2 separate regions of the Homo sapiens genome follow, and region 1 is linked to region 2. A link is an interaction called in ENCODE POLR2A ChIA-PET data of the cell type or tissue named here. Cell type or tissue: OCI-LY7. All regions are shown on one strand.

Region 1 (2,500 bases), 100 kb before region 2:
ATGCTATAAGTGTAATTTCATCAAAATCTTAAAGAGAAATATATCTAAAAACAAACGTTCAAACTCTTTTTAACAGATGACTCATGATGCAATTAAAATCAAAATATGTGCATAAAATTGACATTTTAATCAAAAATACATATTTTTCAAAGGTCATTATTTTATTGGCATGTTTTCTTTCCTATTAACTGCAAACAGAAGCTGCATGGGCTATACCTAGGGGGCATTTCTGATACTGAGTGCTTCCTTCACAAAGTTTCAGGGTGGAAGTCTATAACACTATACAAGTCTAAAACACTTAACAAGAAACACTATACCAGAGTTGGGCTAGAAAGACAGCACATCTTCCTAGTAGTTCCCGCCCAGTTCTGGCTCTATGCCTCCACCTGGGGAAAGATACAGTGACCAAGAACACGAAGTCCCACCACTTATTCTTTTATCTTCTTAAATTGTGGCACATTGCATATACATTAATTAGTAGGTAAGAAATGAGTTATGTATCTTATTTGTTTACATTTTGATAATACTATCTTGTTCTTAAACTTTGCTTAATTCCCAATTTCAAAATATTTTGAAACAGCATTTCTTTTTTTTTTAAGATGGGGTCTTGCTGTGTCACCCAGGCTGGAGTGCATTGGCAGGATCATGGCTCACTGCAGCCTCAAATGCCTGGGCTCAAGTGATTCTCCCACTTCAGCTTCCTGAGTAGCTGAGATTACAGGCACGGGCCATCACGCCTGGCTAATTTTTATTTTTGTAGAGACAGGTCTCACTATGTTGCCCAGGCTGGTCTTGAACTCCTGGACTCCAGTGATCCTCCTGCCTCGGTGTCCCAAAGCGCTATGAGCCACCACACGCCACCAGCACTTCATTTATTGACTGAAATTTAGGAATTTGTTGTTGAAAACCACCCATATCTCTGTAAAGTTTTAAAACATGATTACAAAGTATAGTGTTTGGAAAAGAATAAAAGAATCTTGGGCTCTAGACAAAAAGTCTAGATTCTAGTCTGTGTTGGCACCAACAAGGTATTCTTCAGAGTCTGGAGCCATTTCCCTCCCGGTAATATAAGACATTGACTTTTTTTTTTTTTTTTTTTTTTTTTTGAGACAGGGTCTTGCTTACTTCCCCAGTCTGGAATACAGTGGTGTGAACACAGCTCACTTAGCCTCGACTTCCAGGATTCAAGTGATCCTCCCACCTCAGTCTCTTGAGTAGCTGGGACTACAGCGCATGTCACCAGGCTTGGCTAATTTTTTGATTTTTTGTAGACAAAGGGTCTCACTATGTTGCCCAGGCTGGTCTTGAACTCCTGGGCTCAAGTGATCTGTCTGCCTCAGGCTCCCAAAGTGCTGGGATTACAAGTGTGGGTCACTGTGCTCAGCTGAACTGCTTTAAGGCTATATTTGGACTTTGAAGTCAAATGAAAATGTATATGAAGCCATGTGAATATATGAAACAGATCAAAGCTATTTACTATGGACAGAGCCCAGGGCCTCTGAGGCAACACTGAAGAACCTCCAGTGCTCTACAGAACATTCTGGAAATCCCTACACTAGATGAGCTCTTCCCGTTCTGACATCACATCACTTTCATAATAACAACCAAAAAAGTAAATTTGGTCAGGTTGAAATCCATCCAAATTCATCTTCTACTTTTTTTTTTTTTTGGCTTGGACAACAGCAAAGACGTGAGGAACTATACTGGTCCTTTGTGTTAATGCTTGTACTAGTAAAATATTTAGGTTTTAATCATGGCTGGTTTGGTGTGCTTCATTCATTCATTCAACTGTGCTAAAAACTGGGGCTATGAAGACAAGTGTGGTCTCAAACTGCTAGTCTCCTGGGGAAAAGAGGTAAACAAGCATAACACAGTATTACAGCAGTTAATGGTATCAGCAGACTCCTGGCACAGTGGGAGCAACTCAATTCTGCAGGAGGAGGGAAGGTAGAGGGATAGGAAAAGATTCACATAAATAGCAATGCTATTGACCGAGCACTTAAAATGCATCAGGCAGTGTTCTTAATCTTTTATGTAATCATTTTAGAGATGAGAACATTCAGATAAAAGATGGTTAAATAACCTGCCTACAGATTTTAAAAAAAATGATGGAGGCAAGATTTACAACCAGGACATACGACTTTAAGGCCCTACTCTTAATCACTACACCATTCTGCCTTTATATTGACAGACATGGTAGCAGTTAAGCTGAATCTTGAAGAGGTTCATATAATCAGATGACAGGGTAGAAGTCAGCAGAGAGGAGAGGAAGCAGCATGAATGAAAGGGAACAGAGGTACAAGACAGCATGGCACACGGGGAGTTTGAAGTTGTTAGGCCAGCTGGAACACAGGGTGGAGGAGAGTCTGTGGGCAGGAAAACAGGTTAGAGGCGCTACGCTTCCCTCCCCCTTTGGCAAGATCCCCATCTTTGTCTCTGCAATAACAGACCAAAAAGAAGTCTTAGAAAATGGAGTAGACGGAAGAGATGGAATAACTGG
Region 2 (2,500 bases):
GTCCTGCTCTGCACCAAGCCCAGGCTGGGAACTGGGGGCATGGGCATGAAGCAAACGGAGTCTCCTCCATTGAGAGGATCGCAGCCTGGTGAGGGTGACAGACTTGGATACGAGAAACTCTGGTCGGAGCAGCTTTTGAAAATGTCTACAAGGTTTGGCTTGAGAGCAGTGAGAAACCAGAGGAAGGAAAGATCTTCTCCAGTTAGAGAGGACAGATGAGGCCTCTAAGAAGAAAGAGTTTCTTAGAGGCCTCATCAAGCTGGGCTTGACGGGTTGCTAGGATCTGACAGTGACTAACATCTGTGGCTACTGCTACACTTGAGATTATTTTCCTGTATGTTTTGTCTTCTGATGCTCACAAGAAACCTACAAAGATGATACGGTTCATTTCAATCTCATAGATGAGGAAAAGGAGACTTGGAGAAGTTTGGTGACTTGTGCAAAGTCACAGAGGTAGTGAGACATGTAGCTGGAGTCTGGATGGCAGAGCCTTCCCCATTGCCTGATAGAGAAGGCAGGTTGGGTGGGGTGAAGGGGTCTAGGTAGGTGGCCCTTGCAGAACCTTTGATCTGACTTTTACATCTGCAGCACAGCAGACGAGATAACCTGAAAAGTGTCCTGCTACAAAACAGCTAGAAATGCTTGTTAAAATATAACAAACATCACTTTAAGTACATAGCTAAGCTTGCAAGAAAGTAAGGGGGAGTCCCCAGGGGCCAAAAAGGAAGAGATAACTGAATTCCAGAGTGGTAGGTGAGAAACAATGTTCTTTTTCCTCTGGAGTGAGGCAAGTGCGTGGCTGAGATGGCCAATCTCAGTCACAAAGGGACTTGAGTTGGTAGGGACAGGAGGTCAGACTTTGGGCCTATCCCCAGCAGGGAGTTAGCACTAAGAAGCCGACTAAAAGCCAGGACCCAAGAAAGGTTGTACCATTAGCAAAAGAATGGTCTAGGAAAAAATATGCACATGGTTTTAAATAGACATCAGGGAAACTTTTCTGGCTTCGTCTGGGCTCTGGATTGGGGAAAAAAATGTAATCAGTGGCCTGCTCTCATGTGGATTTAGGGGTTCAAATTCATATCATTTTGGGGGTTGTGGCCCTTCCCCACATTAAAAATAGTCATAAACTTGTAGTACCCAAGGGTAACCTGGTAGAAAGACATAAATCAGGCCATAAAGGTAAAGTTCTACTGAAAATGAGTTTATAGTCCCAAAATTATAAAACACACAAAGGAACAATCCTGCATGAATGACAGTTGGTAGATACAACAAACAAAACTTCCGTTATTTACTTGGATCTTCTCAGTTTTTCAAACTTAACACGAGAAAGAACTTTTTGATAATCAAAGCTGCCTTACAATGGAAGGGGCTGCCATGATAGGTCATGAGCCCCCGACAGTGGAGGTGGATGAGGAGGACTTCCCTGTGTCAGGTGTGTTGCCCAAGGGTTTCTACATCGAAAGGGAGGTAGGAGGAAAGCTTGGAGATTCTGTGGCTGGGTCTGTCTGTTTCCTGCTAGACAGGAAACAGTGAGCTTCTGTGGGCAGGAACCCTGTCCTTTTGATCTTTGTGCCTAGTAGATGTCTGTGAGCAAATGAGTGGGTTATTGTTTGAGCAGGACTGTAGGAGAATGCTGTAATGAAGGTGCAGGCAGAGAGGAGGGACCCTGCCCCGGGCACTGAGGAAAACCCATGATGAGTGAGATGCAGGCTTTGCACAGTAGGGGCCCATGGATTGTCTGATCAGGGGATGAGGGGAGTCTGCACATACCTGTACCAGTAGGGGCAGGGAGTTAGGCTTTATAAGATGATACAGATACAGTCCTTCTCAAGGACCCCGCCTTCTCAACCCCGCGCCTTGAGAAGATCCTGGAAAGCTTCATAGAGAAGGGATACAGGAGTTTGATCTTACTGTACGGGGACTGAAAAAGGACACTCTGGATGCATCGGAGGGGAGGCATGGAAGTGGGAACATGTGAGGTTAGTTTGGTGGTAATGTGTGAGGGGGAAGGGAGATCAGAAAAATCAGCAGAGCAGTGCCTTGAAAACTAGGTTGCACCACTCGGCTAGATCTGGGCTTCTCGAACGTTTCCACCCAAGTACTTGACGTCAGAGAGGGGAACTCACCCAAAGTAGCCTGACATGAGCTCTGAGTTTGTCTACAACCTCACTTTATCTCAAAGACTCAAGTATGTATGTCGTAATTATAAACATGTTTACATGTTTTAATATTACATTTTTTTTTTTTTGAGACAGAGTCTTGCTCTGTTGCCCAGGCTGGAGTGCAGTGGCGTGATCTCGGCTCATTGCAAGCTCTGCCTCCCAGGTTCACGCCATTCTCTTGCCTCAGCCTCCTGAGTAGCTGGGACTACAGGCGCCTGCCACCACGCCTGGCTAATTTTTCGTATTTTTAGTAGAGATGGGGTTTCACTGTGTTAGCCAGGATGGTCTCGATCTTCTGATCTTGTGATCCAGCCATCTCGACTTCCCAAAGTATTGGG

Evidence for each region. Peaks named below come from ENCODE experiments on the same cell type or tissue, not always from the same donor. Only the 100,000 strongest peaks of a DNase experiment are listed, where the experiment ranks them.
Region 1: POLR2A ChIA-PET joins it to region 2 with 7 read pairs; 3 of 35 experiments call an interaction of 5 or more read pairs at or near these places.

The regions. Positions count from the first base shown.
Region 1 is chr11:78,097,500-78,099,999 of GRCh38, forward strand. No RefSeq gene overlaps it. Among named protein-coding and RNA genes, the nearest start is that of NDUFC2-KCTD14, 19 kb to the left of the region's middle. In OCI-LY7, no CTCF peak of the experiment used is centred here; no DNase peak of the experiment used is centred here.
Region 2 is chr11:78,201,349-78,203,848 of GRCh38, forward strand. The region is part of intron 6 of USP35 (ubiquitin specific peptidase 35); the gene reads left to right. Among named protein-coding and RNA genes, the nearest start is that of USP35, 14 kb to the left of the region's middle. In OCI-LY7, no CTCF peak of the experiment used is centred here; a DNase peak (open chromatin) is centred at 1,543; H3K4me3 peaks cover 748 bases; H3K27ac peaks cover 736 bases.